Regions from separate parts of the Homo sapiens genome. Here regions 1 and 3 are each linked to region 2. A link is a contact called in ENCODE Hi-C or POLR2A ChIA-PET data. All regions are on one chromosome and are shown on one strand. The core of a region is the stretch at or near the end of the contact, and the rest is flanking DNA. Distances in the headings are between cores, read along the strand shown.

Region 1 (2,831 bases), core at 235-2,734, 7.9 Mb before region 2:
GATGGTGCTAGAAAATCAGGCGACAGTAGCTGGATTATGAAGGTCTTCACAAAGCAGGCAAATGAGTTCAGATTTGGTTTAATAGAAAATAGGAAGTGAGAAAGAGGTAAGAAACACGATCTAGAATGCTGGCCAGCTGTGTCACCCGCGTGCCTGCCTGCACCAGTAGTGTCCCCGAGCTGGGCCTGACACCATTCTTTGGTGATGGTGGAATAAAGGCAAGTTGAAGAAATAAAAACATGTTCATATATGTGAGTTCCCAAGACAAACCACAGCAGATCCCAGGAATGTGTTTCTGATTGAGCAATGAAGACGTGTTGGTGGGGTTTTGGTTGGGGTGGGTGTGGGTGTCATCTCTGTTTCATGAGGTCTAAATTTCTACTGGCTCAGAAAAAGAACTTTGAGCAGTTTTTTGTTTATATGGGTCATCATCGTCTTCAATTTTTGTGGAGTTTTCTCAGAGCTTCTTGATGGTCTGCTAATACTAAAATAAATATATTAGGCCTTTTGCCTGTCTCTTCTTTTCTGTCACTGGGTGATGGCCTTTGTTTCCTCTAATGGACACATTCCAGATTTGAGTGCGGAGCGGGCAGTCCCTGGCTGCTCATGTCTGACATCGTTCCCTCCCTGTGTAGCAAAGGGAAATCAACAGCACGTGGGAGGGGGAATCTGTGTTCTAAGAACTGCTTTGGTTTACACATCTATAGATAACACTCAACCAGCACTGCAGGTCACATGGACCGGCTGGTGAGGCTGAGGATGAGTCACTTTTAAATTACTCATAGAGAAAGAAATATGTTTCTGAAAGCCAGAGTGGTTGGCTTACACATGGAGGTAAGAGAGAAAGCAGGCAGCTTCATAAAGCACTCAGACCTCCTGTGACAGCTGACGTGGTGTGTAGTGCGTCAGGTGGGAAGACGGGGCCCTGCGTCCTCAGCAATGTATTTGGAGGTGAGGCTTTTTGTTGATGGGAACCCCTGTGCTGGGACTTGGGGGTATTTAGGATACATTTCCATCTAGCTAGACTTTCTCTTACAGTCCCACTTTGTAAATGGCCCTAGGACCCTTGATTAACTTTCAGTAACACAGTCTAGTGGTGAACACCAAGCCATCTGAGGCTGAAATATGGAGAAGTATGTCAGTCCAACAGAAGGTCAGATGGGGAGGGGCGAGGGAGCTTTCAGAAAGTCTTGGAGTACAAGGGCCTCAGCTGAGCCTCGAAGGTCTTCATTCGTTGCAAAGAAGAAGGAATTCTGTCCCAAGCGAGATGGAAAGATCATCTGAGCAAAAAGAAAGCATCAGTGACAGAGGCTGCAACTTCATTTCACTGGCTGAGTCTAAATTTTTTTCACAGGAAAAAATATACAGAAGACAAGAGAACAATCACCAAGGAAGCCCAAGGCACTGCTTACTAAATTGGTCCAAGGGGGGGATTTCACCAAATGCAAATGAACAAAGAACAATACATGTGACTCAAAATATCCGTTATGCTCTTAATACTTACGAGAGGGTGTGAGGCAGGGAGGTGACCTTTTCAAGGGTTGAAAGCTGTCAACTTTTCAACCACATTGTTTTCATTGCTGGGAGATTGAAGACAGGATCACCTCAGGGTACCATTTTGGAAAAGTGATTTAAAAAAAATTAAAAACTCCTTCCTGCATAATGTTTTGGGACATTTTGAATTGTTTTTGCCGTGAAGACATAGAATTCAGGTGTCCAGGAAATACTGCAACCTTTTATGAGAAATGAATACCCAGAAGTCTAGAGCTGCCTGGCACTCACTCTGGCAGGTCTTCCACCTCTGGTCCCTCTCCAGCAGAAGGGCTAGTGAGCAGTTTAGGACCCCTGGAGCAGGGGTACCCTTACCCCCACCCCAAAGGAAGCGATGTGGCTTTTTTCTCGCAGCCCCGCCCCCATCCCTTTGACAGGTCACTAGAACAACAGAGTGCCCAAGTGGAGACAGGGAGGAATGTGATGGTTGGAGGGACCTAAAAATAACCATTTTTCCCTCATCCTGAATGTGCTACCCTGGGCCAGACATTCCCTGAAGGGCTCCTCTGAAATCTGGGAAACAGGAAATGCTAAGAAAATCTCTAATTTGCCTGGTCATGTGAACTCCTCTCGGTGTTGAAACAGAATTTTGGAAGAGGGGACTCTGCACTGTGGTTGAGCCCTCCTAATCAGAGAACATTTGCCCCTATGAGAATATGGTGGATGTGACTATTCAGCCTCAACTTCCCTCTTTCTAAACATGTAAACTCTGATGCCTAAAGAACAAAACCAGAAAAGAAACCCACTCGGTCTTAGTTGCGTATCTGAGTGCCGACAGGGCGGCTGAGAGGGGCCCACGTGCCTGTCGCTAAAAAGCCCCTTTGGCATTTCATAACAGGACCCAATCCCGCAGACTTGTCTGTGCAGGCTCACGCACCATCTTCAAAACCTTTACTACCTGTATTTGTAGTAGATGATTAATGATTAGGCTTTCTTCCCACACATTTGGCTTTGATAATCTCCACTCAAAAATATTCAGATGCAAATAATTTAAAAACAAAGTGGCTCCAAGGGCTCTTTCTGGGAGGATGGAAATGCTGCATATCTTGATAGGGGAGTGAGTTAAAGGGATGTATGCCTTTGTCAATATTCATAAAACTGTACACATGATATATTCATTTTGTTGTATGTAAATGATACTGAGAATGAAAACTCTTAAGATAATAAAGTGGGTTGAGTTTGGAAACCAGAAAAAGTGGACACGATGTAAATGACCCCGCTGAAAACGATTCGAGTTGGCCAGCAGAAACTAAGAAATGCGTACGCGTGGGCAGTCCCCA
Region 2 (3,090 bases), core at 17-2,516:
TTCCTCACATTCAAAAAGAGTGAACAAAGTCATAAGATGAGCCATCAGTGACTAGTGAGCTACAAAGCAGAATAGCTCTTAATGGTAGTTATTGACCACTTCCCAAAATTCCAGTCATTGTGCTAGGCTCTTATCCATGATGTGCCACTGTCTTCCGAGGACTGGTTAATGTGAAATTCTCAGGTGACTGCTAATAACTACATGAGGTTAATCTCCTGGAGAATGTGACACTGTGGAGTCCCTCAGAGGGGAAGAAGTATTTGTTCACTTATGAGAGAGGAGATGCGTGGGCATCAGTTGGCCAGAAATTATTTGCTGCTTTTTTAAATTAATTAATTAATTAATTTTTACCAAGGACATTTACTAATGAGTTAAGGTCCAAGAAGAATGCTGTTCCCATGAACTGAGCCATCATCCTCTCATTTCTTGTGATGTTCACTGTAGTCTTTTCCATAGGTGGTTCCCCAGTCAGTATTCCCACTTTGAGGAATGAACTGGGCTGGATGTCCAGCTGCCCCTGGAGGGAAGAGGTGGAGTTGGTGGGGAGATAGCTACCTGCTTCTGAACCAGCTTTGACACCTTGTTGTTCAGATGAGCAGCACAGCTTAGTGCCCCAGGGTCTTATTAAAACCTCAGACTTCTCAGGTAGTCACTTTCTGCGGTTATAGCTCAAACTAACTCCTTGCTTGGCCTGAATGTCACTGTCAGAGCGTCGGTGGGGAGAATACTCAGTGTATGTCTTTGAGAGAAGATGGCGCAACAGAATAATGCTGCTGTTGAGTCCTCTTAGCTCTTTGCACTTGTTTTCTTTAGAGAGTGTGTAGAATTTGGGGAAGTGGCGTGAATCACTTATGTAGGAAAGTTTTTGATGTTGGAGGAGAGATGTGTTTTGAAATGTTGGAAATATAATTTCTGCCTCAATAATGCCCTCCCTGCGTATTCAATAATATATCTCACACTTGAGATGAGCTATCTCGCAGCCTCTCCACTCCGCTATCCTGTCTAAGAAGCAAATTGAGGAGAGAGTTTCCATTTTTTTTAACTTTTCCTAACCAAGCTTCTACAAATATGTTGCATCAGTTTGACCTTGGAGAGCTACAGACAGAGGTCACATGGGGAAGTTTGTTAGCTATCAATGCAGTTTTGGCAGATTTGAAAAACAAGAAGAAAGAAAGCAGTGCAGAACTGAAAGAGTGAGAAAAGCATATTTCACTTCAGTGTGGTTTGACAAATGGAAAGCCCCTTTCTGCAGTCATGAGGTCTGGTTATAAAGAAGGATGACCGGTCATTCATCCTTTTACAAGACAGATTTCCTGTCTACTTGTGGTTTGAGTAATTTTCTTTTTTAGGAAGGTATGAAGGTGGAGCAGAACCTTGAGTTGAGGAAAACATACTTAGGCTCTGTTTGAAAAAAAACTTTTTCTGATTGATTTGCAAAACAGTCCTCTTGAGAGAGAGGCACTATGACTTGGAAGGGACATATCAGGAAATAGGGTGGTTATCTCCATGAGCTGTAGACAGCTTAGCCACAGCTCTCAGTGGGAATGAGTTTTGCTTGGTTTTAGCTGGTCATCTTCATTAGTTTGTGGATGAACAGGAGAATCTACTTGTTGGTCTAGCCAGAGTGGAGCAATAGGTGACTTCTATATGCTGAGAATAGACTTAACTTGTTAAAAACCATAGGGCCTTATTTAAGGGTCTTGACAATAATAAAGGAGCTATAATTTAAAAACAAAAGTATGAGATTTTTAGAACCCAGAAAAGGGCTTTTTAGAAATTTATTTCATACATTATTTTACAATAATGGATGCACTTGTCAAAATCCACTAGCGGAATGAGAAAAAGATGCATAATCTTTAAGGAAATAGGTAGACATGGTAATTCAGCATTTTGGAGGAGCAAACCTTTATTATTATGCATAGATACAGATATTACTTTAAGGTTACTTTAAGGGAGAACATTCTAGAATGTTTTTCTTTAAAATAATATGTTCACCAATTGCGTACGTGAAAATGCAGAGGAAAATTTAAGCATAATAAGCCTTAGTATTGCGTGATGTCTGAGTGGCCCATGTTTTTTCACACTTAAGTTCTCTTAGGCTTTGGTTTGATTTTTTGAGTGTGGTAGAAGTCAGTGATGGCAGCGTGTCTGTATAACAAGAAGAGAAGCTTTCTCTTCTGATGTTAGTGATACTACCCTAACAAACAGTATGGATTAATAGGATACATCTGCAGACTTTTGAAAATATTTGGCATATACTCACTCATTCTGAAACGCAGGAAGTAAAGAAATATTACGTTGCCTGTATCTCAAAGAACAAACAGAGCTAATTAAATAATTGGCAAATAGGGAACACATAGCCTGACACATGTTTGAGATTACACACGATTCTGTAGAAAATGACTGTAAGCAATACTAATGCCTTAAGAATGGGGTTCGAGCACTAACACATGGACATCACATTTTTCACGTTTTCCTGGTAAAAAGTTGCAAGACAGTGCAGTCTTTTCATACATGGTGTTGATGTCTTAGGAAGCTGCTTTTTCAGTTCAGAAGAGGGCTGCTGCCCTTCGTCTCAGTGTCATGTTATAATATGTCTTTCTGGTGGTCAGCAGTTGTCCTGAACTGACACTAGAACAACGCAGTGCATGTGGGGTGAGATACAAGCTCTAGAACTCTCGGAAGGGAACCTCTCTGTAACCACATTCCCTTTCTTCTTCTGTTCTCTGCATCTCAAAGGTGGAAGATGCCCACTGAGGTTTGCTGTTTGTTTGGCTTGGGGGAGTGACCAGGTGTTTCTTGTTTTGTTTTCTTTTGCCCTATAATACCCAATATCATTTTTTGAGAAATCCATAAGAAGGATAAAGCTTACTTGGATTACATTAATGAGAGATTTTTTTTTTTTCATGACACATTCATCCATGGATTTTCAAGAGAATTGTAGAACAAGGTATTTTACTCATTGCATACAGTCCACTACTTTTCTCAAGCCTTGCTGGCAAACTCTGGAGATCATATTAGACCTTTCTGAATTGAAAAGGTCATCTAATTAGCCCTCCAATTAGAGGAATATAATGTATGGGACACAGC
Region 3 (2,872 bases), core at 306-2,805, 7.9 Mb before region 2:
TTTTCTCGTGTTAAGTGCCCACTGCTGACAATGCTGACAGGCCTTGTACAGTGGGCACGTGTAGTGTTCTGACCTTGCTCCTGCCCCCAGGAGGCCAGCTTCACTGGCTTCACTGTGAGAGCGTGTCCTTGGGTCAGGTCAGCCAGCTGTCAACTGTGCCCCTGTAGGTTGTGCTGATGGAAGATATTTCAGCCCCTCCACTCACTTAAAACTCATCCATGATTGCTTTCAGCTTCTCTTTTTCTCTTTCTCTTTGTCTTTCTGGGTCTCTGGGTCTCCCGTTTCTCTCTCTGAGTTTCTGTTTTTGCTTCTCTCTCTAGTTCTATATACAGCAGTATCCTTCTTGCAACAGAAAGCATACTGTCAGAGGTCCTTCGCCGTAAACAGCTATTCAGATGAGAGGCCACGCCAGCGTATCTTGTCCATATGTTAATGAGCCAGGATCCAGAACCACAGGCTGACCTGGCCCACCATTTACCTGTCCTGGTACTAACAGCTGCTGCCACTGACAGAGACTGCATTTTCCTTGTGATAGAGAGGTCTGCTGTCTTCCCTGGGCACAGGAAGACTGTCTGATGAGGAAGGAAGAGGATTGTCAAAGAGCCAAGCAGTGTTCCTTGAAATGCATCTGGTTTTATTCATGTTGAGTCTTTCCAGGTGAACTGAACTAAATCATAAACTACAAAATGAAAGCAGATTTTTCTTAGCATGCCCATATGGAGCTCACTGAGGAGTTCACCACCATCCGTCAGCTCCCCTTGTCCCCCAGAGCACAGAGGATGTAATTGTTCTTCTCTTCCTGATCGGTAGATTGATGGTGTGGATAAGAAGCCTCTCCCATGGGCTTCTCAGAGGATCATCGCAGTCACTTTGACGGTCACAGAATGACCCATTGAGCTGCAGAACTGGGGAGCTGGGATCTGAGTAAGACTATTATACGTTGGGGTGCTTTTGAGTGGGATGTAAGCAGGCTGTGAAGTTTCAGCCATTTGTGACTTACCTGCCCCAAACCAAGAACAACAGAACCAGCACCATCCGGGGTGCATCTGGTCCTCGACAGATGTCTGGGCCTGCGGTAGGTCATCAGGGCTCCCTGGAGCTAATGCAGTGTGGAGCTTCCAGAAAAGATGCCCAGGCTGATTTCTTAACCAGTCCCAAAAAGCAAGTGCCAGACAAGGCAGGGCTGGAGGCTGGCAGTGCCCAGCTGGCTGAGGATGCCGCATCCTCCAGCCTAGTCTGCTTTGCTCTTTTTCTTCTACATACCCTCCTCCAGGTCTGAGGCCACTTTCAGCAAATTCCTATTAGGACATGCAGGTTCTTTGTACTCCCCACACCACCAGCCTCAGTCAACACTTACTGATTTAAACAAGTGAAAACCAAACATTTGGCCCCTAACTCTGGCCCTCCACGTTTAATAAATGAAGGACTCCCTCCCCTCACTGCCCCCAGCAGCGATGTCCTGATGACAGCGATTAGGCCAAGCTGCAGAACTTAACAAGCATCTGCTTTCAGTTCCCATTTTTGGCGTATTTTCATGAATTAACTCTTGCAGTGACAAAAATAGAGGGAGGCAGCCTGGGCCATGCCCCGTGTTCACGAGTCACATGGCAGGTACAGGAGCCACGGCACGCTTGGCCCAAATCATGACCGACAAGTAGAGCATATTTGCCTGTCGCCAATCCCTGTGGAGCACACAGTGATTATGTTCTACTCACATACGGAGACAGGTATGGACAGTGGCGTGGGGTGGGGAGGAGAGCCACATGTGTGGCTCCAGATCCCAAGAAAAAAGAGTTGGTGGATCTATTCCAAACGCCAGTCTGCCTGTGGAATCCCCAGCCCCTGTCAGGCAGTGGAGAGTCCTGTTCGGTATTGAATATAATCAGAGCTTCCCACCTGCTCCCTACTTTAAGCCACACTGATGTCACCAGTTCTAATTAAAACTGGCATGAGAGGCAGAGGGCTTTGTGGGCATATGGGGGTTGGGGTCTGGGACAAATAACTTGGATTATGCTCATAAAAGCAAAGAGATTGGAAGCACAGAGGCACATCAGAGGTCACAGCTTCAGTGCTGTGCCAAGAAAGGCCTCCTCCTAACTCACAGCAGGAGGGTCTGAGGCCAGGTGGGGAGAAGAGCAGTGGAGAAGTGGCGGATGGAAGAGATGGACCACACAGAGAGGAAGCAGGAGATCCTCTGCAATAGTTACAGTAACACAGCTCTGGCACGCACCAACAGAACCCAAGTCACATCCTCAAGGATGCACGAGAAAGGGTGAAGAATAAGGTCACTAACTAGGTAAGCCCAGATGGTAGAGCGGAGAGAGACTTCTTAGAGGTTCGCTACGGCGGAGTTTTCAGATGAGGAAAATTGAAGGTCCCAGGGGTGAAGTGAGCTGCTCACCTTACAAGTAGGAGTGCCCCGATTGCTGCTCATGCATCCGACCCCTAACTTCTCATCCAGAACACAAACCATGCCACCTCCTACTACAGTTCTTCCTTTTTTTCTTTTGGAGAATGACAGTGGTGCACATTTTCTAACCAGCAGCGTCTCATTCCTCATTACACTTGTGAGCCGAGGATCCATCACAAGCCAGTACTTCTGTGGAATTCCATATGGTATAAAAATAGTTTAGTCCCTCTTCATGTCGTGTAAGGAACATAATTAAGCTCTTTTATTGGGATATAGTTCACGTGCCATAAAATTCCATTTAAAGTGATCAGCGCATTGGTTTTTAGCATATTCAAAAGGTTATACAGCCATCACCCTTAGCTAATTCCAGAACTTTTCCATCACTCCAAAAAGAAGCCCTGTACCCATTAGCAATGACTCCCTAGTCTCCCCGTCTCCCCATCTCCTGGGAACCTCTAATCC

Evidence for each region. A loop is a pair of places that touch in the nucleus more often than their neighbours do. ChIA-PET counts read pairs that join two places held with the same protein, here RNA polymerase II (POLR2A). Pooled maps may share reads with other maps.
Region 1: a map with no recorded cell type shows a loop between it and region 2 (14-fold over the local background). The contact joins two enhancer-like sites. A Hi-C loop is called at or near these places in 1 of 37 single-sample maps with no recorded cell type and 2 of 50 pooled maps. POLR2A ChIA-PET finds 5 or more read pairs at or near these places in 1 of 52 experiments (activated T-cell).
Region 3: a loop to region 2 is called in a pooled map, with 6 times the contacts of the local background. The contact joins two enhancer-like sites. A Hi-C loop is called at or near these places in 1 of 37 single-sample maps with no recorded cell type and 1 of 50 pooled maps. POLR2A ChIA-PET finds 5 or more read pairs at or near these places in 1 of 52 experiments (activated T-cell).

What each region holds. Positions count from the first base shown.
Region 1 is chr18:63,159,849-63,162,679 of GRCh38, reverse strand. The region is part of intron 2 of BCL2 (BCL2 apoptosis regulator); the gene reads left to right. Among named protein-coding and RNA genes, the nearest start is that of BCL2, 160 kb to the left of the region's middle. RefSeq lists enhancers at 450-499, 700-989, 1,080-1,319, 1,730-1,849. Within about 2 kb of position 1,484, at least 31 of the 41 ENCODE cell types and tissues checked have a DNase peak (open chromatin) inside an H3K27ac peak, as active enhancers do.
Region 2 is chr18:55,266,472-55,269,561 of GRCh38, reverse strand. All of the region lies in intron 11 of TCF4 (transcription factor 4), which reads left to right. Among named protein-coding and RNA genes, the nearest start is that of LINC01929, 140 kb to the right of the region's middle. RefSeq lists enhancers at 1-360, 972-1,021, 1,072-1,301, 2,691-2,800 and a silencer at 562-611. Within about 2 kb of position 1,266, at least 4 of the 41 ENCODE cell types and tissues checked have a DNase peak (open chromatin) inside an H3K27ac peak, as active enhancers do.
Region 3 is chr18:63,140,619-63,143,490 of GRCh38, reverse strand. The region is part of intron 2 of BCL2 (BCL2 apoptosis regulator); the gene reads left to right. Among named protein-coding and RNA genes, the nearest start is that of BCL2, 180 kb to the left of the region's middle. RefSeq lists enhancers at 446-635, 1,186-1,285. Within about 2 kb of position 1,555, at least 3 of the 41 ENCODE cell types and tissues checked have a DNase peak (open chromatin) inside an H3K27ac peak, as active enhancers do.